Linked DNA regions of Homo sapiens: region 1 is linked to region 2. The links are chromatin loops, found by intact Hi-C in ENCODE. Cell type or tissue: prostate gland. All regions are shown on one strand. Each heading gives the region's core, and the rest is flanking DNA. Links, peaks and the distances in the headings are about the cores only. Region 1 holds the start of TGFB3 (transforming growth factor beta 3). Region 2 overlaps TTLL5 (tubulin tyrosine ligase like 5).

Region 1 (16,285 bases), core at 6,776-11,775, 150 kb before region 2:
GATGGCAAAAGAAAATTCTATTTTCTACCCAAAGAAATGCAGTTACAAATTCCTCTAGAATGGGCAGATACCTCATGCCACAGGTCAGAGAAGAAGGTGGTAAATGCTCCCATGTTCCTACGCAGGATTTTAGGAAGGCTTAATTTCAAATCTGCAGCTTGGCATGAAAATCATTATCAAACAGGCTTTTGGAAAGAATTCCTAAATTCCATGGTAAATGGAAAACAGCATTTGCTCTGATATGTACAGTAACTGGGTTTGCCTTTACAGACATTAAGGGAAATCTAGTACAAGAATTTTGAGACATTATCTTTGGAAATCAGAGCACTTCAAAATTCTTGGCCATCAAATGAATCATTTGCAGGTGTTTCCCAAGGCCCTCCGGTGGAGACTCTGCCTCTAAGGCTTCCCAGCACATAAACAAAACTTTATTTAGTCAGACTCTTGGGTGCTGAAATATTTATACTTTTGCTTACTTTGTTTAAAAAAAACAGCATTAATATAAGCACTTTTAGATCTCATTTAATGTGGCTTCCTTTGATTCTCACAATAATGGACAGAAACTGAGACTGCTGTCATTTTACAAAGGAGGAAACTGAGGCCTAGGAAGGTGATGAAGTGGCTGACATAAACCTAGGAGCAAAGCCTTCTGATTTCAGATCCTGGGTTTCCTGGGTGCTTTCCACTCTACCCTGCTGAAACTTGTTTTAAGATGTTCTAAGGACTGACTGCCCCACTAAACTGAGAGGGGTTACAGAAGAGCTCGTAAAAACTCTTATGCAATGTCGACACTTCAAATTGTAGTGTCATTTAGGTTTCAGGGATGGTGGAAACAATCTTTCTGATAATAAGCAGCTTATTTTCTTCTCAAGTCAGACAATTCCATCCCTTCACCATGGTTGCCCTTTTCCATTTGTCACAGCACTGAGTATCTGAATACAGCATCCTACATATGGCGGTTGTGCTAAAACAAAAATTCAATGATCTTGTCGCTAAATGCTGTTCACAGGTGTTTTCTCTAATAATTTTTAAGTATTTCAAGGTTTTAAACTTTTTGAAGACCCTGTATAGATCCATAGGGTAGAAAAACTTCTTTACTGCCTGATTTTTGTGTATGTTAAATGTAGTCTATTTATTGCCCATCTTCTCCCACTACAACATAATCACATGAGGGCAGGAACTTTGCTTTATTCATTGCTGTATCTCCAGCACCTAGGACACTGCCTGATACACAGTAGGGGCTCAATAAATATTTGTTGAATGAATGAATAACTACATTCACATCCCCAGGTACTAAAAAACATTCACGTATCAGCAGGCCTGGTGACCTTCAAAACACTTAGAGATTTCACAGCAGACACTAAAGACTTGCTCTGGGGCCCAATCTTTTAGTAAGTGCGATCCTAACCAGTTTTAAAGATAAAAAGGCCTGATGGGGGTTACAAAGGAGGAAGGTAGACACTGAACTTGGGTCTTGAATCTAGCTCCATTATTTACTAACTATAACGCTGGGTAAACCACAGCCTCATAGGCAGCAGTAGCTAACCTCTTCTGACCTCTTCCGTGATAACATATGCCAAGCACTGAGTTACACGCTTCCCATGTATTGTTGCATTTCCTTTTCACTGTAACACCTCCATTCTAGGCATAAGGAAACCAAGGCTCGGAAAGGTTAAATCGTTTTTTAGGTTTTTTTTTTTTTTTTGAACCCAGGCAACAGCTCTATGCTCCATCTGGCCTCAGTGCCTGAGCACCTAATCACTCCCTCACGTTACAAATCGGTCTTGGTTTCCTTAACTACTGAGGTAACTGAGGTTAACTCCCACCTCCCCACGGGGATTACCGGGAAGAAAGGCCGTCCCTGCCTGCCTCCCTTCCATGCATAAAACAGTGCGGCTTTTGCAGGAACTTCTGCGACGAGGTGTCCCAAAGGAAAAACTCTAGGATGGGAGCGAGTGCGACCCCGGCCGGGGCTCCCCTATCACCCTGTGATCGATCTGTTCTGGGGAAGTTCGCACTCGGGGCTCTAGAAAACGGAGAAAGGCTCGGAAATTTCCCACGGTCCTAGACGCCGGCGGGGACAGGGTGTTTTCTACTTTCTGAGGATTTTAAAGAAAGCAAACCCCAGGCCAGCAGCGGCGGAGCCCACAGTGGCCTGGGGGCGGGGCGGTGAGGCTGCCTCCTTCTGGGCCTCACCCGGCGCGGCGCGAGGCCTGCCGCCCTGAGTCGCCTCAGAGAAGTCGGGGCCGGCGGGGTCGCTCCTCCCCACCCGCCAAATCCTGGCCCCCAAGGCCCCCGAATTGGTCCTCACGGAGGTAGCCAAGCTGTAGCGAAGCTCCTCGTCCAAGTCGAGCAAATCCTCCATCTCCGCGGCCGCCTGACGTCACTTCCTGGAAACCGACTGGCCCAGACGCGTCCCTGCTAACAGCCCCGCCCCTCCACCCCAATTTTTAAAGGGTACGCAGCATGGTTCCTGGATTCTGTGTGCCATCCTCCAAACTACCGAATCTTTCTTAAATCTGCCTTGCTTGACATCTGGAAGCAACCTCCGGTTATTAAAACTCGCCAACGCTGCTCCTGCGAGACGGTAAAATAATTTGGTCGTTAGGAACTGTCTGTATTTGTAGCTCTGTTTAAATATATCAATATATTAAGTGCAAAGCACTACTACTGCTATACTGATGCCTCCCACTTGTACAGCTCTTTGCAAGGTACAGAAGGCCGTCACAGTTATTGGCTTAACGTGAGGGGCATTAACAACCTTGTGTGGGAAGCAAGATAAGTGGTATTGTTTCCATTTGACAGATGAGAAAACAGGGAATCAGGTGTAATAAATGGTTTACCATGAATTATGGAAACTGCAATATACATAATCTCTGCCTTCAAGAAGTTTACAGAGAGGCTGAATCAACACATCAAATAGCTGAGTAGTAATAACTTTCAAAAGTACAAATATTCAATATCTCATTAAATCCCAATAATCCCGCAAAGTGAGTAGCAGTAGTATCTCTAACACAACAATAAAGCACACTGAGGTACAAAGAAGGGGCTTGAGGAAAATCACCTAAGTGCCAAGCAGCAGAGCCAAATGCCCTTCTGACACCAGACATTACTGGAGTATTTATCTCCAGCACATACTACTGGGTGCCAGCCATTCTCCTAGGCTGGCAGAGGGAGATGTACCACAAATTCCCAGCCTAATGGGGCATTTAAGTTGCGTCTTTGTTGACTCTTCATATGAGATCTCCAAGTCAATATCACTGGCCAGGTCCCTGACACTGGTTGGCTGAGATCCATAGGAGATGGGCTGATAGCCCTGAAAGCAAACAACATTCCAGTATTATGTTGAGGGGAAGGCCTGGATGGACACAGGTTAAAAGCAAGGATTCGGAAGTGGGAGTAGCACCCCTGAAACCTCATTGCAAGCATTTCTTAAATATCCAGTAAATCACTCAGTTCAGTCACACATGTTACTGGATAGGACTGTGTGTTAGCATGCCTGTGACAGCAAGAGCACTGGCCTGGATATCAGAAGAGCTGTGTTCTCATCTTAGCTCTCCTGAAAACTACCTGTGTAGTCAGAGCAGAGCCCTTTCCGCTATCAGTTTCCTCCCTTGTAATTACTTTAGAGATTATCTCTAAGATCCTTTGTTAACTTGCTTCTCAGTGAGAATACTTTGTTAGATTTTAATCTGAAGAAACACTCATTGCCAAAAATCCAAGACAGATGAAATATAGGCTCCAATGAATCCCTTGTTCCCTTCTTCTTCGGCACCAGATGAGGAAGAAGGGATTAATCTTTGGATTTTTCCATTTCTTGTAAGCTCACAGCATACGACCATCACCTTATAGTCAGTTTCCAGACCTTCACCCCCACTTCTTCCCCAACTTGCTGAAAACAGAAGGCAAATGGTCCTCACTCTGGGCAGAGAGGTACCCTGCAGTAGTAGCTTCCAGAACTTGCTTAGCACCTGAATCACGTGTGAGGTTTGTAAAGAAACAGAGATGCCAGGGCCTCAGCTCTGGAGACTGATTTGGTAGAGGTGGAGTCCAAAAAAGTATAACTTTAATAATTTTCCTTCCTATCTTGCAACTGTCTGCTCAAAGGCCTTCCCTTATCACCCTATTTGAAACTGCAACATCCCCCAACCTAGGCACACCCCATCCTCCTTCCCTGCTTGATTTTCTGCCACACCACATTTGTTTGTTTGCTTGTCTGTTTGAGACACGGTCTTGCTCTGTCGTCCAGGCTGGAGTGCAGTGGTGCAATCTTGGCCCCCTGTAAACTCTGCCTCCCTGGCTCAAGTGATTATCCTGCCTCAGCCTCCCAAGTAGATGCCTGCGCCAACATGCCGGGCTAATTTTTCCATTTTTTTGTAGAGACTGGGTTTCGCCGTGTTGCTGGGGCTGGTCTCGAATTCCTGAGCTCAAGTAATCCTCCTGCATGGGCCTCCCCAAATGCTGGGATTACAGGCGTGAGCCACTGCACCTGGCTCAGCACTTTTTACCGTACTACATCATTTACATATTTATTTAGTTTATCGCCTCCTCCACTGCCCCACCCCTGCCTCTAAAATAAAATTTCCCTGAGGGCAGGAGTTTTGTTTCGTTCACTGATATTCTTCACAGAGCCTAGAATAGTGCCTGGTATATAGTAAACATTAAACTTTTTCTGAAATTTCAGAGGCAGTATAGCATAGTAATTAAGTCCAGAATCTGGCAACGTCCTGGGTCCAAATCCCAACAGCTGACACCTAATAACTATGTGACCTTGGGCAAGTTACTTTTAAAGTTTCTACCCCTAGGTTTCCCATTGGTTTTGCAAATGAAAGTAATGCCTACCCAAGCTAGATAGCCTGTGTAAAATATCGCCTCCATCACTCACAAGCAGTGTGGTCTGTAAAAAAAAAAACAAAAAACTCTATGCCTCAGTTTCCTCATCCGTAAAGTGACCCACCGCTGTGCTGGGATACAGAGAACAGCCCCTTCAGTTAGTGGCCTGGAAGCCAGACCTCTCAGAAAGGGTCCAGGAAGGCTGGAGTGAGATGGGGTGGGAGCGGCACTCACTCTCAGGAAAGTTCAGTTCAGAGGCAAGCCCTGTGTTGCGGGGTGCGGGGAGCCACGTGCCCTACCCTCCCTTGGCTGCTCGTGGGAAAAGGCCTAGAGGTTCGGGCCGAGAAGAGGAGCGAAAGCACAGAGCCGACTTCCCCTCACCCATCTGGGAAATGGGCTCGGGCCAACTGCTGACTTCGCGCTCGCTGGCGCAGCTCCCTGCGGAGACCTCGGCGGGGAGGGAGGCTGAACATCTGGATGACATTTCTGCGAGAGCGGCTCCGGAGCGGCGGTCGGGGAGGGAGAGGTGCGCTCGTGCGCACGTCGGGCCGGGAGGGAGGCGATTCCTCGGGGCCTGGGTCTTGTTTTTCTCGCTCTCTACCGCAGCCCCTTCTCCCGCCCCTCAGCCCCCACCCCGCAGCCCCCAGCCCCCGAGCCTCCCCGGCTCCCGACCAGCCGAGCTCCTTCACTGGCGGCCTCGCCTCGCCAGAGGGCACCCTCGATCTTCCGGAAAACGCCACCATTTTTCACTGCCCCTGGAGCGTCTCCAGGCTTCTGCCCGCCTCCCGACTCCGATCTTGTCAATGAAGAATCGGGCCAGGATCGCCGCGGAGCGGACGCCGACCCTCCGACCCGGCTCGCAGGCTGGGAGTCCCCTCTGCGAGGCTGGCATGGCCGCCCCTACCGGGTCCCGCGCCCTCTGCGGACCCTGCCCCGGGTTGGGCCTGGCCCGCGGGCGGCCCCGGGACCGGGGGACCAGGAGGGAGAGTAGACGCGGGCCGCGGACGGCGCGGACTGACAGCTGGCGAGAGGGCGCCGGGGCTGGGGGAAAGGGAGGGAGGGGGCTCATCGGAGTAACTTTCCAGAAAAACAGCCAACGTGTGGCAGGAGTGATTCCAAGAGGGGAAAAAAAGTTCAGCTACCACGTCGAACGAGAGGACTCGCAAAGTATTTTTCAAAAGGGCTCGGCTTTTCCTGTGCCTGTTTAAAACATTAACATCGTGCAGCAAAAGAGGCTGCGTGCGCTGGTCCCTCCCTCCCCCACCCCAGGCCAGAGACGTCATGGGAGGGAGGTATAAAATTTCAGCAGAGAGAAATAGAGAAAGCAGTGTGTGTGCATGTGTGTGTGTGTGAGAGAGAGAGGGAGAGGAGCGAGAGGGAGAGGGAGAGGGAGAGAGAGAAAGGGAGGGAAGCAGAGAGTCAAGTCCAAGGGAATGAGCGAGAGAGGCAGAGACAGGGGAAGAGGCGTGCGAGAGAAGGAATAACAGCTTTCCGGAGCAGGCGTGCCGTGAACTGGCTTCTATTTTATTTTATTTTTTTCTCCTTTTTATTTTTTAAAGAGAAGCAGGGGACAGAAGCAATGGCCGAGGCAGAAGACAAGCCGAGGTGCTGGTGACCCTGGGCGTCTGAGTGGATGATTGGGGCTGCTGCGCTCAGAGGCCTGCCTCCCTGCCTTCCAATGCATATAACCCCACACCCCAGCCAATGAAGACGAGAGGCAGCGTGAACAAAGTCATTTAGAAAGCCCCCGAGGAAGTGTAAACAAAAGAGAAAGCATGAATGGAGTGCCTGAGAGACAAGTGTGTCCTGTACTGCCCCCACCTTTAGCTGGGCCAGCAACTGCCCGGCCCTGCTTCTCCCCACCTACTCACTGGTGATCTTTTTTTTTTTACTTTTTTTTCCCTTTTCTTTTCCATTCTCTTTTCTTATTTTCTTTCAAGGCAAGGCAAGGATTTTGATTTTGGGACCCAGCCATGGTCCTTCTGCTTCTTCTTTAAAATACCCACTTTCTCCCCATCGCCAAGCGGCGTTTGGCAATATCAGATATCCACTCTATTTATTTTTACCTAAGGAAAAACTCCAGCTCCCTTCCCACTCCCAGCTGCCTTGCCACCCCTCCCAGCCCTCTGCTTGCCCTCCACCTGGCCTGCTGGGAGTCAGAGCCCAGCAAAACCTGTTTAGACACATGGACAAGAATCCCAGCGCTACAAGGCACACAGTCCGCTTCTTCGTCCTCAGGGTTGCCAGCGCTTCCTGGAAGTCCTGAAGCTCTCGCAGTGCAGTGAGTTCATGCACCTTCTTGCCAAGCCTCAGTCTTTGGGATCTGGGGAGGCCGCCTGGTTTTCCTCCCTCCTTCTGCACGTCTGCTGGGGTCTCTTCCTCTCCAGGCCTTGCCGTCCCCCTGGCCTCTCTTCCCAGCTCACACATGAAGATGCACTTGCAAAGGGCTCTGGTGGTCCTGGCCCTGCTGAACTTTGCCACGGTCAGCCTCTCTCTGTCCACTTGCACCACCTTGGACTTCGGCCACATCAAGAAGAAGAGGGTGGAAGCCATTAGGGGACAGATCTTGAGCAAGCTCAGGCTCACCAGCCCCCCTGAGCCAACGGTGATGACCCACGTCCCCTATCAGGTCCTGGCCCTTTACAACAGCACCCGGGAGCTGCTGGAGGAGATGCATGGGGAGAGGGAGGAAGGCTGCACCCAGGAAAACACCGAGTCGGAATACTATGCCAAAGAAATCCATAAATTCGACATGATCCAGGGGCTGGCGGAGCACAGTAAGTCCAAATTCTCGCTGGGGTGTCTGCTCTGGAGGGTCTGAACTGGAGCTGGGAGCTCTGCAGAGGGGGGCCTAGTGCTGGCCACACAGCAGGGTGCCCCAGGATTCACCAGCACCAAGGCTCAGGATGTGCGATGCTCCTCCGTTGGGGCTGGGGAGGTGGGTGGGGAAGGAGATAGAGCCATTCTGTTAAGAGCCGGCGCTTCTGGGAGGCCAGGAGCCCTGGAGCTGAGTGGCTTGCTGAATTCACATCACATCCTTGACTGATTTTAATTTGGAATTACATTGTGCTGTCCAGGGAAACATATGTATTCTTGCACATGCGATCGTATCAGTAACTGTAAGCATCTGGGTGCCATAAAGGGGAAGGCCGGCTCTGTCAGGAGCCCTTACGGTTCTCAGTGTGGAGACCTCATCTTCTCCCTGCTTTTCACAACTCATTGTGACACGTCTCCGTTTCAGTTTTTCCAGTTCTTGGGAAGAAGAATACCTGCCCCAAATTAATGTCTGTCAAGCTTTTTGAAGCCCAGGCAGGAGACAGCTTCTTGCTGCCTGGGCCCTTTGGTCTACCCCACCCACGTGACCCACGAGACCCACGTGAGCTGTGTGTGTGGAAGGAAGAGGGTATGCACGAATGTTCCCAGGGCCGTGTACTTTAGGGTGACATGCAGTCTTGTGCAGTAGACAGATTCATGTGCTCAAAATGGGCGCCCTCCAGGCCGGTGGGCACGGGGAGAGCGGGTTTTGGCTGTGGATGCGTAGAGGAGGCTGGCGCCCTTTGTGTCTGCGTGTCACGGGAGAGCGGGTGGAGGGGTGGCAGTGGGTGCATGGTGGGGGGGGGGGATATGTCTGGGAGCCTGCCGTCCCAGGAGGCTCTGTCTGCATGGAGGAGCCGGGCGGCTTCTGGGCGAGATGTCTGTGTGTGTTGGTACACGTGTGGAAGTCATATGTGTTTACTGAAGGGGATTTTAAAAACCTCAATACAAGAGAGAGAAATTTGGCAGATGTTGAGAAACTGACAGCCCAGGAAAGAGGAATGTGAGCCACTCGTGGGCCGTAGACTCCGGGAGCAGCTCTGTTTGCTTTTCCTACCAGCAGGTGTCCTCGCCGCCCTGACTACCTCAGCCCAGGCCCACCTGGGAGGTGGGCAGCTCCTGGAGTGGGGTGGAGGGCATGGGATGGAGCTGGCAGGCAGGGGAGGGTGGTCAGCAGAGCACACAGCAAGGGGTGAAAGGAACCTGGCTGGAGAGAAGGAACAGGAGTGGGTACCGATGGGTGGACCAGCTCTGGCTGGAGGTGCAAAGGCCCCGTTCACGGCTCCACGCCAGGCAGAGGAGCCTGTGGTTACTGGCGAGGGGTTCCCGCTCCAGCTTCCTGTGGCTGCCTGGAGCGCCTTTCTTCAGGATGTGGCTGCCATGTGGGGCGGAGGCTGGAGGCCGATGCAGAGCTACTACTCCCTGCCCAGGGTCTCTGGGTGGGGCTGGCTCAGAGACCCACAGTTCCCAGAGGCACCTAGCAGCTCGATGGCCAAGGCTCCAACTCCCTGGGAACCCACCAACGCGGGAGATAGTGACCACAAGCATCAGAGGAAGGTCGAAATCTGAGGCCGGCAGGAGAGGTGTGAGGAGAGTCCAGGGCAAGAGGGCAGGACTCAGACCTTCATGGTCTGGGTCAGCAGGAGGAGTCCAAGGGAGGAAGCATTCTGAGTCACCAGGACCCCCCCATCCCGGAATCCTGAGCTGAGAATGAATGAGCCACGTGGAGGCAAGGCCATGCAGGTGCAAGTGGACACTGATTTTGTGCAGACTCAAAGCACAAATAGCAGATGTCCTTGGGAAAAGCCCGGGCAGGGCCCCATAGATGCTGGGCAGCTTCCAGGCTGCAGTACCAAGACCTTACAACTGCAACAGATGGGTGGATGTGGGGTTATGGAGCAATGGTCTGGCCTGGGGCAACCCAGCACAGTGAGCAGGATGCTGTTCAGGATGCTGGGGAGGAGCCAACGTGCGATGCTATGAGGCTCACAGGTACAAACCGGAAGCAGGCAGACTCTGCAGCTGTTGGAGGTGACTTGGAGGCTGAGCAGACGGACCTGGGCCCGCCCTGCAGCTGGTCGGGTGCTGAGCCCACCCCAGAGAGGCAGACACACAAGGCACACTAACTATAAAGAAGGCAGTGGGCAGGTGCTGAGCAGGAGCAGAGAGCCATCATCAGGGGCTTGCAAGGCGGCGGGGCGGGGTGGGGGAAGGAAGCCTGTCTTTAACTCATGAGGGCAGACAGGGGTGACACCAGGTCTGTGGTGGGGCACAGCAGGGTCTCAATGCCAGAGCCTCTGCTGGGAGGTCATGAGATCACGTTCTGTTCCATATTTCCTCACTTCTGGCCACTTCCCTGACCCAGTGAACATGCATTCAAAGGAAAGTGACAGTAGGAGCCAGGGCAAGGAGATAGAGGTCCCTGGAGAGGAAAATGAAAGAGGAAATACTTTTTAGTAGTGCAGGAGAAAGGGCACCAAGGTGAGAGCAGAGAGGAAGGCCTTTTCCTAAATAACCTTTTCTCCCTGTTTTACAGATAAGGAAACTGAGACCTGGATTGCTTAAGTAATTTGTCCAAAAAGAGCAGGGACCCTAACCTAGACATTCTGTGTGCAGGACGCATGTAGTTAAGCACTCATTTATATGTAAAATACACGTTGTAAGTGTTACCTTTAACCTCCTTTAACCTTTAGGGTTCAGTAGAACTTTGATTTATAACATAAATGAATCATGTGTTGGACCAAGCAGGAGAGGTCAGAGTTATTATCTTAGTAACCCAGGTGGCAGATTGCACAATGATAACTGGATTTGTTCTTCCTTAGCTCTGCATTTTTTTTTTTTTTTTTTTGCCCGGGAGATTCATACTGCCACAAATGTTCTCCCTAATTTAATGAAGGAGTTTTCTTTATTTAATGAAGAGTCTCAAGCAGGTTAAGCAACCGCAGCTACGTAAAAGTGACCTCTCTGAGCCTCAGTTTCCCCAGCTGTAAAGTTAGAGATGATTTCCAAACTCCTTTTCAGCTGAAAGAATTTTATAATTCCATCTGGGATGAATCAGCAGAGCCTCTATTGGGGAGTATGGGCAAGACTCTGTAATCCTTTTTCTAATTCTCCAGGATTTTACTGTCGGGAGGGAGTAGAGAGTTTCTCTGACCCCATGTGATGGGAAAGGACACAGCTTTTTTACTTCCGTTGTCATCCCTCTTACAAAGGTATCACCAATGTAGGTGTCATTTTATCTTCTGGCTTGTAATTATCTGTCTCTGTTCGGAGACTTGTTGTTTTCAGCCAAGGGCAGCGCTAAGACAACCAGCAAACCCAGAGTTTCTCAGCAAAGAGAAAACTCTATATTTTAGTCTTTGTTCTCTAGCTGCTAAGTGTAGATTTTGTTTATTCTGAGAATTATTCTGAAAATCATTTGCTCCAAGGGCCAATGCCCTCTGCACAGTAGAGGTCAGCACTTCTCCAAGTGTGGTCCAGAGGAAGCTGGAGGTAAATGTAGATTCCCTGGTCCCACCCACCCTTATAGAATCAGAATCTTGAGGGGGTGGAGTCTTGGGGAACCTGTATTTTCGACAAGCTCCTTATGGATTCTTAAGCACATTGAAGCTTAAGAGTCAGTGAACTAGGGCGAAACTTTTCTTAGAGGGATGGCAAACACAAGTGCCTACAGAGACCCGGCAGGAAATGCAAATGATCTGGAAGAAAAGCCACGGCGTCATGATAAACTGCACCAGGACACTTGGTCTTGGGGTCAAGAAGAAAGTAGGGTGTGTGAGACAGGGAGAGGGAGGGGACCTGGAGCCCACGTGCCCAGCCAAAGCAGCAGCCAGCCTCAGTTCTTGCTGGGTTTTGCATTGAGGACTGTGGGTCCAGCTTGATTAGTTCTTCCCGTGTCCCAGAAAAGCAGAAAATCTGGATCTTTCTGTGAAGTGTTCCAATTTTTAACATGGGCTTAAAATGTTTATGGGCTTCTAACTCAAAATTTTTAAAGGTGTTCCATCAGCGAAACAACATGTCTAATTCATTTAACGGTTAATCAATAGAAAGCTCACACCATTAAAGCAGTGGTTTCTCAAACTTCCAGAACATCTAGAAGCCATGGTGCCCTTTGCAACACATTATAATCTGTGGTTCTCAACCCTGGCTGCACGTTAGAATCATCTGGAGATCTTGAAAAAAATATGCCGTGGACCCCACTCACTCCAGTGTAGTCAGAACTGCTGGGGAATGGGTCCAGGAATCATTTGTTTTTAAAGCTTTCCAGGTGATTCTAATGTGCAGCCAGGGTAGAGAAGTACAGCCACACTGATAAATATAGTCCCTTCACTAGAACCAGCAGAAATGATATATACAAGCAAAGGCACACCTAGCCACCCAGGTGTCTGAACACATTTTAAAAGGCAGTTAACTAAACATGGTCAGCTATTTCCTGGTTTTTCCATGCATACTGTACATGAATATTCTTTGCTTATGTTTTGCCCCGTTAAACAAAATAGAGAAAATGGCATTCACCAATATATATTTTTTCTGTGCAATGGAAAAAGTTGCTCAAGATTTAATTTGTAAAGGTGGGACCCCCTAGTCCAGCTCTCAATAATACTAGTGTTCTGTGAGGCATGGCTTAAGAACCACAAACTCGTTTGCAGTGGGTCATTGTCTGAGGCATAGGTTGACACTCTAGGCCCATTTAGTGGAATCTTGCCATATTTTGTTGATGAAACCATCTTCACCAGATGATCTCCCAGATCCCTCCCAGCTTGAAGAGTCTCTGCTTCAATAAATGAGGTATGTTCAGAAGACCTGGGTTCAAACCCCACCTCCACCACCTTCTAGTTATGTGACCTTGGGAAAGACATTTAACTTTTTGAGGCTCAGTTTTCTCATTTGTCAAGTGATAAATTTTACATGTTTTCATTCTTCTCAGGGGTTGTTAGAAGGTCACATGAAGTAATAAAAACTCGACAAAACAAGGTGGTGCTATTACATTTTGCTTATTTATGTATACGATGATTCATTCCACAGATTACTTAAAACATCATTATTCAGTGAATTTGATTGTCAAGAAGATTGTATGTACATTTTCTTTGATCTCCCAGGCAATTCTTTTTTTTAATTAATTTTAATTTTAATTTTTTTGACAGAGTCTCACTCTGTCACCCAGCCTGGAGTGCACTGGTGCAATCTCGGCTCACTGTAGCTTCTGCCTTCTGGGTTCAAGTGATTCTCATGCCTCAGCCTCCCGAGTAGCTGGGGTTACAGGTGCCCACCACCACACCCAGCTAATTTTTGTATTTGGAGTAGAGATGGGGTTTTGCCATGTTGGCCAGGCTGGTCTCGAACTCCTGACCTCCAGTGATCCACCTGCCTCGGCCTCCCAAAGTGCTGGGATTACAGGCATGAGCCACTGTTCTCGGCCTTTAAAATTTTTAATTTTAAATAATAGGGATAGGTCCTCCCTATGTTGTCCAGGCTGATCTTGAACTCCTGGGCTCAAGCAATCCTCCCGCCTCAGCCTCCCGAGTAGCTGAAATAACAGACATGTGCTACCATGCCCAGCTAATTTTCGTATTTTTTATAGAGATGGGGTTTCACCATGTTGGCCAGGCTGGTCTCAAACACCTGAGCTCAAGCAATCCACCCACCTCAGCCTCCCAAGGTGCTGGCTGGGATTACAGGCGTGAGCCACCATGCCTGGCTGCCAATTCTTCTTCTTCTTCTTCTTTTTTTTTTTTTTTTTGAGATGGAGTCTCACTCTGTTGCCCAGGCTGGAGTGCAGTGACACAATCTCAGCTCACTGCAACCTCGACCTCCCAGGTTCAAGTGACTCTCCTGCCTCAGCCTCCTGAATAGCTAGGATTACAAGCATGCACCATCATGCCTGGCTAATTTTTGTATTTTTAGTAGAGACGGGGTTTCACCTTGTTGCCCAGGTGCCAATTCTTTTTTAATCACTAGCAATTGTGTCCTAAGCTTTGCTTGCTAGTGTCAAGTTGCTTGTGTCAGCTAACTTCTGAGTGACTCTGGCCAAGACCCTCTAGACAGCCATTTCTTCCTCTGAAGAGGGTTGCGCCACATGACTCCTGATGTCCCTTCTAATCATGGGAAATCTATATATCCCAGTAATAGAAAAATGACCTTTCCCACCTCTTTCTTGAAACCTTAAAATTCTCCCCAGGATGTGTTCATCCTGGGGAGCAGATTATGATTGATAGGCTGGAAGAAACCAAAGAGGACGGCCACTAGGGTGTCCTGAGAACTCTCTTAGCTCATAACTTTCCCCATCTCCTGGCTTCCCACTGCCTTGACCCACTCTGACTGTCTCACCAGCAAGTGCCATTTTCCATCTCCCTTCTTTTTTTTCTGAGATGGAGTCTCACTCTGTTGCCCAGGTTGGAGTGCAATGGCACCACCTCAGCTCATTGCAACCTCTGCCTCCTGGGTTCAAGCGATTCTCCTGCCTCAACCTCCTCAGTAGCTGGGATTACAGGCACGCACCACCAGGCCTGGCTAATTTTCATATTTTTAGTAGAGACAGGGTTTCACCATGTTGGTCAGGCTGGTCTCAAACTCCTGATGTCGTGATCTGCCCACCTCGGCTTCCCGAAGTGCTGGGATTACAGGCGTGAGCCACCGTGCCCGGCCCCATCTCCCTTCTTTTTACAGCAAGGTGCATGTTGCACTGACTTACCCTTTATTCCTCTTGTAGTCACTGGAGCTGTGTTATTTATTTACTTTATTAATTTATTTATTTACTTGAAACAGAGTCTCCCTCTGTTGCCCAGGCTGGAGTGCAGTGGCACAATCCTGGCTCACTGCAATCTGGACCTCCCGAGCTCAAGTGATCCTCCCAGCAGGTGCTATTGTAACTGAAGCCATATCAATAACAGCTCCTTCAAAACCCAGCTCTGTTGTCCTTGATAGGGTTGCCAATGCAAGTAGCTTATCCACATTCAGAGTATTACAAACTTGTAAACTTACACATTACTTAACTATCACTGATTTCTCTCCTTGGTTCTATCTGAAATGGTTTAGGGAATCGTTGGCAGTATCTGTTCTTTCAAAGCCAATTATTAATCAGGGCTTCATTAGACAGCATTCACACATTTGTTTTCCTAACATCTGTTCCATTAATTTTCTAAGAACCAGCGTCAGGCCCACCAGATGGCAATTTCCAGAAACACTCACTCATCCTTTCCTGAAGATCAGTAGCGCATTTGCTTGTTTCCAGGCCTCTGATCCTTCCTGCCTTGTCTGTGACTTCCTCAACAACCCCTCGGGGTGATTATAAGCTCATTCCAGCCATGTCCATTATGTGTGGAATCTGGGTCTATGAGCTTGAATTTCAACTTCGGGCTATTGTTACCATTTGTGCAGAAAGTTTTTCTCTGGGTGTTAATACTGCTCAGACCTTGAGGCTGTCAAGTGTACAGGAGCAGAGAAAAGACAGGCTCTTTCTCTTTCTCTGGCTCAGAGGGGTGGGAAAGAGCATTCGCTGCCCACATCTTGTGGACAGGGATGAAGAGGCCAGCAGGTGACAGCGTCTGGCATAGCACGTGCTGTCAAGGAAAGAGAAAGGAGCCAATGGTGACACACCAGCTTGGTCAGAGGAAGCATCTGTGTTTCTGCCAGGCTCATGATGTGGGCTCTTTGCTATATAAGCCCTGCTTTATTGGGTCTAAAACACAAGGTTGAGATGTCACTGCACTGCTCAAACACTTTCAGTGACTCCCTACTGTTAATGGGTTAAAATTTAACCTTTTAGTCTGACAGGTGGACCCCAATCTATCATCTTGCCCTTTCTCACCTGGCTCCCACCTGCTGTTTCGGGCCCCTCTTACTCATTTGCATTTCCTCCCCTCCCTGCCTTTGCTTCCAGCAGTCACTCCATGTAACATTTCTTTCCTCCCCATCCTCAAATCCTCTCAATTTTCACCCCTTCCGTGAAGTGCTCCTTGCCATTTCCCTCCTTTGATTTCCTGCAGCAACTCCTGGACTTCTCTGAAAACCACTGGTTTCCTGTCGCTCCCCTCACCTGTGCTCCTGCATTGTGACATCTTCCGGGGCACTCTGTCCTATTATTTCTCTCTAGTCCTGTTATTTGGGCCCATGTATTAATACCCCCCCTTAGATATTAACCCATAAGCCTGAGGCTGCACTTTTTTGAATTTTGAAATCAGACCTTGGCCTTGACCTTGAGCAGCAGGATATAAATAACTCTTACATGCTTAGCGTTCCAATAATGGAACACCAGGCATAAATGGGTTTTAATCCCCTTGAAGGCAGGGGTTGTGTCTACTCATGTTTTGCTTCCCAAGGTTAGCACTATGCTTGGCATATAGTAGCTGCTCAATACATCTTTGATAAATGAATGAATGCCCAGATGAACAAACACACGAATAAATCAACTAGCTGTAAGATATGTAAACTACTAGGTGCTGATATCTTTCTAGAATCAGTATTTTCTCAAAAAGTAGGAAAAACGGGTTGGAAAACTTACCAGAACTGAGATGTCAAGGCAGTGGGAGGAGGGGGCAATTAGATTTGACTGGCCAGTCTAGTGCCATGTTGTGGAGCTCTGAGGCCACACTGCTCCTTGCTCAGGACTGTGTGTGATTCTAGGGCCACCAAGAATCTT
Region 2 (16,285 bases), core at 8,814-13,813:
ACTTCACAGGTGTGTAAAGTTTGATCAGTATGTATAATATATTTGATTACATATATTTTATTTTTATTTTTCATTTTTTTGCATACATAGCAGGTGTATATACTTATGGGTTATATGAGATATTTTGATAAAGGCATGCAATGTGTAATAATCACATCAGGGTAAATGCAGTATCTATCCATCACCCCAAGCATTTATCCTTTGTGTTACATACAGTCCAATTACACTCTTTTAGTTACTTAAAAATGTATAATTAAATTATTTTTGACTACAGTCACCTTGGTATGCTAGCAAATACTAGGTCTTACTCATTCTATTTTTTTTTTGTATCCATTAACCATCCCCACTTCCCCCTGTCACCCCTAACCCCCATTACCCTTCCCAATCTCTGGTAACCAGCATTCTACTCTTTATCTCCACAAGTTCAATTATTTTGATTTTTGGCTCCCACAAGTAAGTGAGAACATGCAAAATTTGTCTTTCTGTGCCTGGCTTATCTCACTTAACATAATGACCTCCAGTTCCATCATGTTGTTGCAAATGACAGGATCTCATTCCTTTTGTGACTGAACAGTACTCTACTATGTGTATGTATCACATTTTCTTCATCTACTCATCTGATGATGAATACTTAGGTTGCTTCCAAATCTTAGCTATTGTGAACAGTGCAGCAACAAACACAGGAGTGCACATATCTCTTCAATATACTGCTTTCCCTTCTTCTGGGCAGATACCTAGGAGTGGGACTGCTGGGTTGTATGGTAGCTCTATTTTTAGTTTTTTGAGGAATCTCCAAACTGTTCTCCATAGTGGTAGTACTAATTACATTCCAACTAGCAGTGTAGGAGCCTTCACTATGCTCCACATCCTCGCCAGCATCATTACTTGTCTTTTGGATATAAGCCATTTTAACTGGGGTGAGATGGTATCTCACTGAAGTTTTGATTTGCATTTCTCTGATGATCAATGATGCTGAGTATTTTTCATATACTTGTTTGCCATTTATATGCCTTCTTTTGACAAATGTCTGTTCAGGTCTTCTGCCTATTTTTAATTGGATTATTAGTTTTTTTCCTACAGAGTTGTTTGAATTCCTTACATATTCTGATTATTAATCTCTTATCAGATGGTTAGTTTGCAAATATTTTCTCCCTTCTGTGGGTTTAACTACATATTTTAATACAACATAATGGTTCTCTTTGTCAGATGAAATGTTGAGCTGGTTGGCTCCTGTCACATGGTATAGAGCAGAGTCCATTTGCAATACACAAGAAGAGAAGCATAACATCAACCTGGTGACAAATAGAGATTGTGTGTTTACTACAGTCTGAAGAAACTTTGTCCTGTGAGTATATTAGAGTCTAATGAGGGCAATAAATAAATAGCAATACTCAAAACAGCCACATGGTCCTGAAGGATGACTGAATGAGGAGTATAACTATAGACACCTAATGGACACTGGGAGACAATGCTCTACTTTAATATTGATTCCACCAGGTGAAATTTACTGGGTTGAGTATTGTCTTGCATCTTTTGATCCCTTCAACTGTGTTGATCAAAGTTCTTGTATGTGGAAGTGTGTTGCAAAGACATGAAGAATGACAACTGCTGCCATAGCAGGTTTTTGGCCAGCTGAGTGCTAGGGTACCTTACTAGAGGAAGTCAAAGCTCAAATTGTTTTGTTTGTTTGTTTGTTTGTTTGTTTGGAGACAGGGTCTCACTCTGTTGCCCAGGTTGGAGTTAAGTGACACAATCATGATTCACTGCAGCCTCAACCTCCTGGGCTCAAGCAATCCTCCCACCTCAGCCTCCTGAGTAGCTGGAACTACAGGCACATGCTACCATGCCCGGCTAATATTTGAAATTTTTTGTAGAGATGAGGGTCTCACTATACTGCCCAGGCTGGTCTCAAACTCCTGGGCTCAAGTGATTCTCCTGCCTCAGCTTCCTTAAGTGCTGGGATTACAGGTGTGAGCCACTGTGCCCAGCCCAAAGCGCAAGTTCTAATGATGGTAAGCATGCTGAATTGTGGTTCTTGTTAAAGGAAAAAGTCCTGACCTAATCCATCTACAGAATAAAAAAGTTCTTTTTAAATGATGGTGTGTGACTTCTTGTAGTAGGCTAAAGAACTGCCCAGGTAGAAGTCCGGTCTGTGAATTTTGGGCATAGGTATGTATTTAGACTGCCTGGGATGGCAGGGAGTAAAAAATATACAGAGTAAGGGGTAGAACTGGGCTAGATCCACAATGGTAAAAAGTGTTTGCCAAATAAGAATGGGAAAGGGAAGGGGAAAGACAGTGAAAACATGAAAACATAGGTATAAAGATGCAGAAATGTTTTTTAAAAACTCCCTTGATTTCTTCATTTCACACTGATTAAAAGGGCTGACAATGGGATAAAATCCCTTTAACATGGCATACCAAGCACTTTAACTTTTCAACTTTCCCACTTTATCCTCAACCACATACTCCCCTACTTGAATGTGATGCTCCCACAACACTGCACTTCAGGTATGCTCTTCCATACCTCCCTGCCTTTGCACAAATCTCCGCCATTTTCATCTAGTAAAAAACCAATAATTCACTCTCTGCAAAATCAATCCTGGTTTTCCTCTGATTTAGCTTGTTCCTCTAGGCCCCACATGCCTTTTACTAGCATGTTTTTTGTACTGTGACTTATTCTTCACAGTGATGATTTCTTCCCTACTGGACTAACCATTGAGACAGTGAGTTCATCATTACTGGTCTTTGTACACTCAGAGCCTGGTAACATTTTGGTCATGTAATGTCTGTTGAATGAAAAATGAATGAATAAATGAACATGCCTCTATCTGGGATAATAGCATACTTCACCTAAAGAAAGGAAACTCAAACAAATAACCCTTTGAGGAGTCAGAGAGATCAAATGGAAAATTTATCAGGCAGAGAACTAGAAGCCCTGGATTCCACTCCTTACTTTATCACTAGGTAAGCATGAGAATTTGCACACTCTACTTCATTTCTCTGGGTCTCCATTTTTAACATTTCTAATGTATGGGTATGGGTAAGGGTAGATGACATAGAAATGTTTACATGGATTCCCACTTACTGGGCACGTACTCTATGGCAGGCATTATATATAGTAAAAGTGCTTTTCTTATGCCATTTAGTTTTCATTTGCTCCTGAGAACATCCCTAGGAAGTAGGCATTTATTCTCTATTTTAGAGATAAGAATATTAAGTTCAAAGAACTTGCCCTAGGCAAAATAGCTAGTGAGTGGCTAAAAAAAGAAGGAATCCAAATTGGTCTGCCTCTTAACTACATGCTTTCAAACATTAGGTCATAACACTTACATGGAAGATCTTCGATATTTTAAAATAAAAAAAATTGGGAGCTTCTCAGGCCATATGATAGTCCCAAAATGTGGCAGCACTTATTTATCCTATTCTTCTCTGAGAAGGAGCTGCCTTCAGATGCTGGGGACTGGGTGACAGGAGGGTGAAGATGTACCGAACAGCAGAGTCTTGAAATATGAAACAGCCTTTCTGGATGAAAGGTCAGAACTCAGAGAACGAAAGAAAATGCAGGATGAAATGATATGAAAGAGGGAGGAGGCTAGGGGATGGCCTGGCAGAAAAATAAGCACAGGGAGAGGAACGCAGGAAGTGAGGCTGAGAGGTGCTGATAAGGGCATGGGGCTTGGCTGAGGAGAATGATGAAGGCACCTGGTGTTCCTGATGGGCAGAGCTGCGGGAGGCAGGTGGCCACGCTGAGGAGACTGGCCCACCAGTACAGCAATTCCCGCTGAAACTGGGAACTGGATGGACAAGCCTGCTGCCCTAAGAACAGAGGTGGTTAAAAGAGAGAGCTCAGCCTGGGCCTGATAGGAGAAGAAGGGAGACTTAAGAAAACAACCACCCCACAGCTCCAAAAGGAGGAGCTTGCAGACTGAAAGAGAAGCGATGACAGACAGTGCCTGGAATGGACCGTTTAATGCTTTAAACCTGTGCCAAACTAACTGAGTAACGTGAGACTAAACTGGTGATTTACCTCAATTCTGGGAGAGATTAGTCTTTGTACATCGGCAGCAGAAACAAACATTACTATTTTATAGTGATGAGTGTTATTAGTACTGAAAAGACCCAATCATGTGTAATACTTTACAGTTTACAAAGCACGTTCACATATGGGATCTCATCGAATTCCCATGACAATCCAGGCATCACTTTCCACATAGCAAAATTAGGCTTTGGTTTTGTCAAATGATTTGCCCCAAGTCAGGTGGACCTGTGGCTGGCACCTAGGTCTTCCCATTCCTGGTCCAGAAATAAAATGTAGCTTACATCTCAGGAAAGAAAGAAAAGACAGTTAACTACACAAAAGAACATACACTAAACTCCGAGAGTGGAGTTCAGAGGAAGCAGCAAATTTGGGGGCAATTGGGAAAGGCTTCAGGTGACTGTAGACTGGATAGGAGAAAGGGATTACTAAGAAGGCAGGGAAAGCACAGAGGCTGGGCCTTAAAGGTGTATTCTACCTCCCCAGCCCTTCTCCTCCAGCATAGCAGCTGCAAGTGCAATCATTTAACAAATATTTATTGTTGACATTGTGCTCAATGCCAAGGAGCCAATGGTGAGCAAGAAGTTTACTCTGAGACCAGCAGTATCCGGGTTACTTGCTGTGGGGGTGGGGGTGTGTGTCATCTGTTCTTTCGTAAAAAGGGAGAAGTTCTAGCCTCAAGAGTGACACCCCAATCTATCACAGAAATGTAGGACCTCCAGTTTTTCAAACTGTACTATGTTCCCAAAACAGAAGAGGACTCTACCCCTCCGTTGGCAAGTGATCAGAAACGGACAGAGCTGAAAACAGGGCATTAAAGTGGCTATTTCATATCAGAGTCATAGTAAAAAGCAAAAGCCAAAAGCCAAAAGGGTTGTGTTTAGTTCCTTACTCCACAATTTTATATTTGCCCTCCCAACAGCCAAGCTCCATTGTGTATACTATGCACACACAGTAAAGAAAAAATGTGATATGGGAACACAGGGAGAGTCTGCAAAGTGCTGAAACAGCATACCTGGCAGCTGCTAAAACAAAACTTCAAAGATTTGGCGTCTCTGAAAAGCCATCAGGCAGGACCCCACCCACTCCCCCTGCTAGCCACGGCTTCCCTGGGAGCTAGTACACGTAACCACTTCCGCATGTTTGGCTCTGTTCCCCAGAGTTACAGCAGCTCTAGAAGCCATGTCAGAACCTCCAGCCAGGCAGGTGGGGGTGGCGGTGGCTGTGGGCAGTAGAGGGAGGGTAGAGAAGCAAGACTCCCCCAACATCTAGCCATGGACACATCTCAGAAAATAAAAAGATAATGCTGGGATCTGCTTTAAAAACCCCTTCCTCTCAGTTGGCCTAGCTCTGATAGGTTAAATACTAGTTACACTGAAGCTCTGATCTTGTGAGATTCCCAAGGCATTAGAATATTCCCCTTCCAGGACCACAAATTAGTTCAAGAACAGCATCTGTAGTAAATCTCCAGATCTAAACAAAAGAAGCTCAAGACCTACAGAAGATCCTAAGAGGATATCAACAATGTACCTTTCTTAGAAACTCATTCCTTTTTACTTTTTATTTCACTAACCAAGTTTGAGTCTTTATTACATCTTCTGGGTCAACTATCCAGTCCTGAGCTGTCCAATATGGTAGTCATGAGCCACGTAAGCTCGTTTTGAGCTTTTGACTTGTGGCTTTTATGACTGAGAAACTGAAATTTTCATTTTATTTAATTTTAATTAAAACTTAAATATACACATGTGGCTCGTGGCTACCATACTGGACATCATGGTGAATTATATCTCTCAGGAGCATGATTCCAATAGATGAAAGGCATTAAGGATGAGAAATCCTAATAAGATCTGCTTGGGACATCAGGGAAGGTTGCAGGAAGACTGCAATAAACTGAGCCCTGTGTGAGAACAGGATATCCATTCACTCATGCTTTTACTCAATATTTGTACATCAATAAGTTCCTACTGCTTACCAAGGCACTGGGATACAATAATGAATAAGACAACATACACTTAAGTGAAAGAGTGATAGAAAGTAAACAGTAAACAAATAGAATAAGTGCTACAGAATGGCATAAGTGAGGATGTGGTGATGGGAAAATATACAAGGCTTATATATTTGTGTTCCAAAATATTATCTTTCATGTTTCATTAATTATTTTAATGAAAAAATAAAAACTGTATATATTTATGGTATACACCATGATGTTTTGGAATATGTTATACATTGTGGGATGGCTAAATTGAGCTAATTAACACATGCTTTACCTTACATATTTTTGTGTGTGCTGAGAAGAGTTAAAATCTACTCTCTTAGTGATTTTCAAGTATATAATACATTGTTATTAATTATAGTCACCATGTTGTACAATAATAGGCTTACTTTTGATCTGTTGACTTGGCTGACACTGAACTTATGAAGAAGAATGCAAGTGGTAAGGTGGACTGGACCCAGATGCAGGTGCTCACTTTGGAAATCAGGCCACAATTTTTGTTTTTGTTTTTGTTTTTCACATTGTGGTGTGTTGGATCCTTTTCCTTCTTCTTGAAAAAATTTGTTTTAATTATCCAAGTGACCAAAATGTCAATACAGGAAATATTTAGAATACAGAAAACAAATTAGAAAGACTCAGACTTGAGAGGTAGAAGCCTAATTATGCTATATCCCCAACAATTTATCCTTAGCAATACAGCCAATATCTCACTATTTCTCTAACTTTTCTACTATTTCTCATTTAGTTGTGAACTTGGAAGAAAGGAGAATGATTAATGATACTTCCTAATTCCCCCACACCAACTTCTAGGCTTTTATATGAACTAAAAAATCTCCTTTACGGATATGCCAGCTTGATTTCAGTTTCTATCACTTGAAACTCCAAGTGTTTTGACTAATACATTATTTCTGACACACTGTCTGAGCCAGACTGGCTCCCACTTACTGTCCCTGCAAATACCTTAAATATCTTGCACATTATCTTCTTTTTTGTTCCATTTCTTAACCTATCCGTAGCCTATACACCTGGGACTGAATTTACACCCTACCTTAAACTCTTCCTCTGCAGAACCTTATATTTTCACCCAAGTCTTTAGTATCTTTTTTGAATTGTGAACTCATCTGAACCCATATGCTCTTTTAAAATCACTCGCTTTCTGTGTTACATGAAAAAAAAAAAAAAAGTAAATGTATAGGACAGTATTACTCAACCTGAGGATGGCAAGAATGAAGACCTTTATGATGATTCACTTCTGCTTAATGAATAGTAAATGTATTTCTCTTCCTTATGATTTTCTCAATAAATTTTTTTATTCTCTAGCTTACTTTTTAGTAAGAATACAGTATATAATACATACATTATATACCATATGTGTTAATTACTGTTTATCCATAAGGCTTCTGGTCAATAATGAGCTATTACTAAGAGTATGGATTACAATTCTTTGATCCTCTCAGATTCTCACATAGTGCCAAGCACCAAATATATGTGCAATTATCTCTTAAGTGATGAATATCAGCCTGTTGGCCTATCCAAGCCCCATCTACCCTTCCAGGTTCAACTCACACCTTTTCTTTTCCATGAAGTTTTCGCCAGCTTCTCCAGCCAGAGTGATAAATTTCTCCTCGGAACTCTCACCACTTAAGAAAAGGTTTTCATCTTCCTATTCAATAATTAAGCACATATTGCTTTATAGTACTTGCATTAGTAAATTTTATGATCAGTAATTTTCCTTCTTGAGGACAGGGATTTGTCTGATACCTCCTTCAGGGCCCAGTCTCTCACACTGAGGAGATATTCAGTAATTTTACATGTTAACTTTTTGAGGATAACATTACTGTAACAACTATCAGATGAAATCATTTCCTAGCTGAAACATTACTTACTACCAGTTTCACCCTTGCTTTTGCACATATTTTAATTTACTAAATATTTGTTGAAGAAGGTAACAAAACTCTTTTTGAAGCTTATATTTCAAATGTCAGTACTGGGCTCAAGCAGCTAGTAAGATATTTGAGAGTATTCAACAGTATAGGCAGGGTCTTTCATTTACTTAGTTTTACTTGGTGCAACCCAGTTTCAAAAGAATGTACAGTTGACCCTTGAACAATACAGGGGTTGGGGTGCCAACCCCTGCACAGTCGAAAATTCAGGTACAACTTCTGACCCCCCACAAAAACTCAACTACTAATAGCCTATTGTTGACCGGAAGCCTTACGGATAAACAGTAATTAACACATATGGTATATGATATATGTATTATGGGACTGTATTCTTACTAAAAAGTAAGCTAGAGAATAAAAAATTTATTGAGAAAATCATAAGGAAGAGAAATAATATATTTACTATTCATTAAGCAGAAGTGAATCAGCATAAAGGTCTTCATTCTCGTCATCCTCAGGTTAAGTAAGCCGAGGAGGAGGAGGAAGAGAAGGGGTTTGTCTTGCTGTCTCAGGGGTGGCAGATGATGGAAGAAAAGCCACATATAAGTAGATTCGAGCAGCTCAAACCTGAGTTATTCAAGGGTCAATTGTGATTTGATTTCCTCTAGCCTTTAAGTACATCCAATTTACTAACCTCTTTATGGCTGCCTTACCTACTATGCCAGAAAGCCTGCTTTTCTCATCTAAATCCTTTTAAATTATAGTCACATCATTGAGATGCACCCATATTTCATTCTCATCACAGAAAGATAGCAAAACTTATTTTTAAGATCAGCCAGGCCAGGTCGGGCACAGTGGCTCACACCTGTAATCCCAGCACTTTGGGAGACTGAGGCGGGTGGACTGCTTTAGCCTGGGAGTTCAAGACCAGTCTGGGAACATGGTGAAACCCCCTCTCTACAAAAAATACAAAAATTAGCCAGGCATGGTGGTGCACACATGTAGTCCCAGCTACTTGGGAGGCTGAGGGAGGATCGCTTGAGCCTGAGGAGGCAGAGGCTGCAGTGAGCTGTGATCATGCCAATGAGCTTCAGCCTGGTGACAGAGTGAGACCTTGTTTCAAAAAAAAAAAAAAAAAAAAAAAAAAAAAAAGAACCAAGCCAAATGTGGTATTGATTATTGGCTCTGAAGTGAAATTAATATGAATCTTAGCTTGATAATTCATGAAAACCATGAGTAGTCCCTTTACTGCTCCTGAAGCATACGAATGGTCCAAGCAGGACGAGAGTTTGTAACTTATAATGAACACCTGGGCCTGCCATATGTTGTGACATTTCAAATCCCTAAGCTCTCATACACTGCCTCTCTCACTAGCTTTGCACACATCACCCAAAGAACAGTTGGCTCCCTATTTAAATAAACATTTAAAATTTGGCTTTTCCTAATTATCTTTCTTTACGAGCATTTTAATGATTTATAATAACAGTTTTAATAAGTGGGTACTTACTTCACAATATAAATAAATAATGTCAACCTTAGTATTGTGATTACATATTACTGCTTTCCCTGCTATAATACTGTATTTTATTGTACGTGAGTTACGGCCAGTTGACTCTAAACTGTGTCCCAGTGTAGCAAATACCATATACCAAGCAAGTACAATTTTGTTTCTTTCAAAAAAAGGGAACTAAGACTTAGCTACTAAGAGCCTATACCAAAACTTTGTCCCACAAAGCAGCTTCAGGAAAGAGAGGACTTTTATTCCTTTGCAGATATATAGTTCTATAGTTTTATTTTATGAAAGCATAAATACAGGGAGTTTTTTCTTATTAGCATCTTAACTCCTGAGACCTCTTAAAAAAGAGCATTGATTTCTTAGCTGTACTGGGTAGGTAATACGCTGAGAGTCTTTTAGCAGCGAGAAGGGCAGGTGGGTTAGTTAAAGGATCAGGAAAACTGGCTGGTTTTCCTTCTAAATTTGTTGAGTCAATACTAGGTAAGCTTTAAATATGGATCATCAATGTTCTTCTACATGAGTCAGAAAGAAAGACTGTGTTTCATCACGCCTGTGATCTTCCCAGGCTCTTCCAAAGCTGGTAAACCAGTTAACTTGAAGGGACAGAAGCTGATAGAAAAACCATGCCAGGAGAATTAAACTAAATTATAAATAAAACAACTCCTATAATTTCCTAATTCTAAAAACAGAGTCTCATTTAGCTTAGTGTAAGGAACTTTGTCATAACCAGGCCTCTTAAAACCAAAATAATCATCCATTTTGTAGAGTTACAAAATTATAAAGTAAACAGTTAAATAAGATTAAACAGTTAAATAAAAAAATTATTTGACCAGTAAATAATTTTTGTGAAACTATGGGGTTCTCTTTTAAATCCTTACATACTCTTTTTTTTTTAACGTTGTAGTTAAAAAAACACACACATAATTTAAAATGTACCATCATAACCATTTTTATGTGTACAGTTCAGGAGTGTAAGTATATTCACATAGGTTTTGCCTCTAACAAAGACTCGTGTGTGTGTGTGTGTGTGTGTGTGTGTGTGTGTGTACGCGTATCCTAAGGAAATAGAAGGTGGTTTATCATTAATACTTCAAAGCAGTGTGGAGTGGAGTGAGAGAGGCAAACTTAACTAGAAAAACTGACACTGGCAAACTGCAAACACTGCATTCCATGCTTTATTCTGACTTGTGGATAAGAAAGATCCACGTTTTTCACTCCTGACACTCGGCCCCAGGTTCCCGAACCTATGCTACCTAGGCCCTGGTATGACGTCCAGCCAGCTATCTTTGACAGATTTCCTAAGCTTCCCAACGTTCCTTTATTAGGCAGAAGCCAATCACTTTTGCTCTTGGCACAAACACTGACAGCACTCAGCTCTCTCGGTGAAGGAGGAACTGTAGAATCTGTCACAGAGCTTGAACTGATGCAGCGTATAACTCTTGAGAGGTTACGTGTCTGGCTGAGTGAGAAAAGTAGCAGAGAAAATTCAGATGGAAGTACAGGCCTTTATCATACATGTACTGGAGAAATCGTTTTCCTCAGGGGAAGGAATAGTGAGAGTTAAGACTCAGGAGAAAGGTGAGGTAAACTTTATTTTATGAAAGAGAAGAAAGAGGCATAAGGAGTGAAATATCACTTCTACAGGACTCTGAATATGAATTTTTTTTAGTCCCCCCCACAAAAAGTAGTTTCTCTTTGATTGTGCTCTTTGGCTGGAAAGCATTGTTTATATAACAGGATAAAGTACAAAATTATAAGCTCCAAACTGCTCCAGAGAAAAGCTCTCCCAAAGCTCGACCCCCAGGATAGATGGAAAATATGAGTGTTTACTGGCTGGAACATTGAGCTGCAATGGAAATTTCAACATTCAGGAGACAGCAGAGAAAAAGGGCCTGCTGAGTAGAAAGAAGCTGACCTCCAACCAAGGGGTCAAAGAAAAAGGAAGAGTCTCTTGTTGGCCCCACTCTGATGCCTTCCCATCCTCGGCTAGAAAGGCCAGATTTCTGTTATCCAGTCCCAGGAGCGTACTGCACAGGGTGATGGCCAGAGTGATGTAAACTAGGTACTAAACTAAGTGGTGAGCAATACCATATCCCAAGCAAGTTCAATTTTAAGTTTCTTTCTTTCTTTCTTTTTTCTGGAAAGGGAACTGAGAGTTACCAAGAAACCTACACCAAAAAAGTAAAAAGTAAAAACCATGCTGGCCACTTTCACATACACAACTCAGTTTAATCTTACAACAACTTAATGAGGTGGGTTTAACTATGTGCATTGAAAAAAAGATGGGGAAATTATGGTTCAGAAAAGCTAAGCAACTTGCCCAAGGTCACACACTTAATAAGGCAAACCTAGGTCTGTCTGACTCTAAAGTCCCTTCTCTTCCCACCATACTATGCCATCTTCCTAACAGAAATTGCTGGGCCCATTTCCTATAAAGGTAACATGCTTTTCAAGAAAGAGAAGTATTTAAAGGACTATGTTCAGAATAATTCCCTTATAACAGAGGCAGAGGATAAAAACAAAACCTTGCCATTTGGCCACTAAGTAATTTTTGTGGAACTATGGAGCTCTCTTAAATCCTTACATACTCTTCTTTGTTTAAAAAAAAAAAAAAAACACATAATTTTAAATGTACCATCTTAACCATTTTTACATGTATAGTTCAGGAGTGTTAAGTGCATTCACATCATTCTGCAACAGATTTCTAGAACATTTTCATCTTTCACAGCTGAAACTCTATACCCATTAAACACTAATTCCCCCTCCCCTCTTCCCCCAGCCCTTGGCAACCACCTTTCTACTTTCTGTTTCTATGATTTTGACTACTTTAGATGTTTCGTATGAATGGATTTGTCCTTTTGTGACTGGCTGGCTTCACTGAGCATACGACCCTCAAGGTTCATCCGGGACAGGACTGACTCCTTACATGCCCTTCTTGACACCCTTTCTTCAAATTGTCTATCCCATAAAATTCAGATCTTTGTCATATGCCCCCTGCCACTGCTCTGATTGTTTCATGTGTATACACTCCCTTTCCCTGCCAGACAGTAGCCTCTTAGTGATCAAACATTATGTCTTCAAAAGTCTTTTAGGCCCTACCCAGCACCCAATACTGTGCTGAGAACATGGAAGATATACCCTAGAGAGTAAATTTTGAGATTGGGAACCATTCTGTTTTATTTACTGCTCCTCCCCAGCAACTAACACAATGCCTGACATATAGAAAATGCATAAGACATATTTTTAAAGGAAATTAACAAATTCAGTATTTCTGAGGACTGACTGAGAATGAAAAGATGAGAAGTTAGAGACCTGAATCTCCAGCAACATTTCTAAGAATAATCTAAAAGAAGGGAGGAAAGTATTATTAACTAAACTAGAATCAGAATCTCTGAAAAATGTGTACCTTAAAATTACGCAAAGCAGAATACCAAGCTATTTATAATCTATTGTTGAATAAGAGGGCAGAAGGACAGGGTGACATCGAAAATGGTTCCAACTTCTCAAGATTTCCCACTCCTCGGTGGCATTTCAAGTTCATACAGATGTTCTCTAGACAATGGGAGCTGGCCAGGTGGAGCAGCCCATGCCCACAATGTCTTGTCCTATCACAAAAAAGTAGGAACAAACTCACAGCTGTGCTCTTTCTGCAAATTCTCCCATCTTTCATATCGAGGAACAGACAAATGCCCAGGATGCATGTGTGAAAAAGCCAGAGGTGGATAAAAATAATTCAATGACAAATGCTGGAAAAACATACAAAGGGGCAGGAGCCAGACATTCGTGGGATTCCCTGACAGCTCGATCCACAAGGAAGGGCTGGACTGGAAAAAAACAGGGCCTCAGGTTCCTGCCAAGCTGTCTGAGGCCCTGTTCTTCCCAAATCATTCCAAGCAGCAGCCAAGACTTTACAGTAACCCTTCCATGTCTCACAAAGAAAAACGCACTAAGAACCCACTGAGTGCTCCACACCTAGAAAATCCTCCCTGATGCAGTCCAATTCCATGGAAGGCTGGCAGTAATGATGAGATGGCTCTGCACATCAACTTTCAGCTCCTAATGACTTCCCATGTACCCCAAAAATGGATAATTAAAAGGCAGCTTGAAAAATCTAATCTTTCTCATTGGCTAAAGAAAAGTTAACACACCCACGTATCAGCACCTAGAAACTGAAAACATCACTTTAAGGAAGAGAGAGGTCATAAACACTTGGTACCTGCATCCTGGAGTCCCTACTGTATAATTCTAAGTCGGCCTTGCTTGGAGGCACACCTCAGGCTTCTAAACATGTGACTGTATTTGGCTCTAACTACTTTCTCTTCCGGAGAATGGCCTGCAATTAATCTCACTTATTACCTCTGAAAAGTAACAACAGAGGGATGGCTGGCCAAGTCCAACTCCAGAGTGTCTAGGGAACTGCAAGCTACATGGCCAGGCCTCAGACTGTCTGGGCAAGTCGTGGGCTCTTTGCCTTCTTCTCCCACAACAAAGCCTGAATAGGACTCCAGACAGACCAAAGGAACCAAGGGATTTGAGGCGCTGGGCTGAGCTTACACTGACCCAATGGGAGACGACAACCCTGAGGCTACATTTGGGGTGATGTCAAAACAGCGGGAGAACAAGGTCGTTTGATGAAAACTTGTGTGATCCATAAAATTGGGAACAATAGCAACACCATAGGGAAATGAAAAATAACACCATTTGCAGAGTTCTTGTGAGTCACCAGTTTTCATTCCTGTGGCTACCAAGTCAGTGAATTCTCTGACATGCAGAGATGAAAAGTACAGCTAGCAATGGGATTCTCTTTACATTTTATTACAGTTTACAAGGCAGCCCCTAGTTTAGTGAATTATCAGAACTAAACTGGAATCCACTGTTGCTACTGTAGAAAAACTATTGAGAGTAACTTTTATTTACCTAGCACCTACTTCCAGGGAGATCAAAGTGCTTTAAAGGCAATCTAAAAGCTCTCAAAACAGGCCACTTCATATGTAAGTATGCTTACCCAATAAAAAGATTAAATGAATAGCTTAGGGTCACTTAATGTCAAACCAGTAATAAAACTCAGATCTCTAAGCTACAAATCCTGTATTCATTAAACTTAGTCATCCTTACGACTAAAGGAGGAACAACAAGAGACTAAATATCCACAAAACAGTGACTTACCAGGTATAAATGGAAACCAGGACATTGGGCTGTGCAGGTTGTATGCTGCAGGTCTGGCTGCGGCCTATATCACAGCCAAGTCTGGAAAGACCTCTGAGAATTCACTCAGGGCTCCTTTAGGTTGGGTGCCTCTGGGAATTCCATGTGGAACTGGGACTCTCAAGCTCAGGTTGCAGGCAGTGCTGGCAACCAGAGGTCACCTGGGGGTAGAGGAAAATGTCCCAGGGCTACCCTGAACTGAAATGGGACTTGAAAACTGGCTCTTGTGTTTGAAGAGGAGGTAAAGAGAAGGCTGCTGTGGGTAAAAAGAAAAGGAAAAGACCAGGGGACTTTGTGGGGATTGCTTTTTGGCTGGAATGGGTCAGAAGTAAATCGTGTAATGCACCATGAGCATTATCGCAGCCTCGTGGGCAGTCTGGCTGGGAGAAGGCCACTCACAGTACTGAACCTTAGGTCCTGGCACATCCTTAACCGAACTCATCATCTTTCATCTCACTACTAACAGGCGCTACCAAAAGAAAGCTCTAAACCCAGCCACAATTGTTATTAAAAATGTTTTCCCTCATTCCATCTACAAGTATAAAAAGTGCTAAAACTCAATTTCTCCAAAATGTGTGGTTTTAACATTTTGTTTACAGTAGGAGCAATGCCTGTAGCCTTGTCATACAGACATTATATCCAAAATTGCAGTGAAAATGTCTTCCATAAAAACAAGGCTCTGAATTTAAAATGAAAATGGAATATCTGGAAATTTTTTTATGGAAAATAAAGCTCTATGGTATAAACAGAATTTCTTGTTTATGACTGATGTTTTACAGCAGACTTCTCCTGGGGAGAGAACTGTGTGGAGGATGCTCTGCTTTAAAAAGTCCTGCGTCTTGGTCTTCGGTTCTTTATAATTCTCAGTTAAGATGATTCTTTTCGCCCCGACCACAATGATCACCGGTATGAAAGACACCGTACCGCAGGATGATGTAATGTGCTTATATCTATGCTGCTTCCTGGGCAGAGCTTCTGCTTCCCAAATTAGTTCCTTAAGTAATAATTCTAACACCAATAGATACTTTACCAACAACTAGGTATTTCCTCCATGTCCAAGTCTTCAGTACCCCCTCTGAATCTCAGGGCAAAGCAGCATACTAAAAGGCAGAGGCTGGAAGTACTGGCATGGGGCGTGAGGGCTTGGTCGGGCACCTGTGGTAAAACTTCTTTGGTTGGAGGGAACAATATCTCAGCTGGTCAAAATACTTCACTGTAACAGTCACATTTCTCTCTAGCGCATTCGACTCAGGGACTGATGCAATTTAATCCATATTTAATAGGCACTAAAGCAAGATGTGCTGGGAATCCATTTCTTTTTTTTTTTTTTTTTAATACAGGGGTAATTAAAACACACAGCAAGACCAGAATTCAATACAGTGGTTTCTTTTTTAATTTGGAAGCTGCTTACATTATTGCCAGAAGCTACGTGGATTTTATCTTTAGCCACATCTCTCAACTACATAAAGGAAATTTCCTTCCCACTTCCCAAATGAGCATTGTTCAGCGAGGTTGTTTGAGTTCAGTTATATGAAACTAGATAAAAAAATAAGAAACAAATATGTCCTTCAAAAGAACAGAGTCTACAGTTACTGAAACACAATGTAGTATAAAAAAAACTATAAACAACACAAGGTATTAAAAAAAAAA

Evidence for each region. Peaks named below come from ENCODE experiments on the same cell type or tissue, not always from the same donor. Only the 100,000 strongest peaks of a DNase experiment are listed, where the experiment ranks them.
Region 1: it touches region 2 in a loop (2.3-fold over the local background); 7 of 110 quality-filtered maps call a loop at or near these places.

The regions. Positions count from the first base shown.
Region 1 is chr14:75,971,867-75,988,151 of GRCh38, reverse strand. TGFB3 (transforming growth factor beta 3) reads left to right here and starts at 6,157. Exons shown (of 7, transcript NM_003239.5): 1 at 6,157-7,610. The coding sequence starts at 7,259. IFT43 (intraflagellar transport 43) reads right to left here and starts at 2,389. Exons shown (of 9, transcript NM_001102564.3): 1 at 2,312-2,389. The coding sequence starts at 2,365. RefSeq lists silencers at 2,099-2,408, 5,363-5,482, 5,613-5,852 and enhancers at 2,235-2,736, 5,523-5,582. In prostate gland, for the core only: a CTCF peak has its summit at 8,710; DNase peaks (open chromatin) are centred at 7,061, 8,201 and 8,693; H3K4me3 peaks cover 3,227 bases; H3K27ac peaks cover 3,659 bases.
Region 2 is chr14:75,820,489-75,836,773 of GRCh38, reverse strand. All of the region lies in intron 28 of TTLL5 (tubulin tyrosine ligase like 5), which reads right to left. Among named protein-coding and RNA genes, the nearest start is that of TGFB3, 150 kb to the left of the region's middle. In prostate gland, for the core only: no CTCF peak of the experiment used is centred there; no DNase peak of the experiment used is centred there; H3K27ac peaks cover 4,540 bases.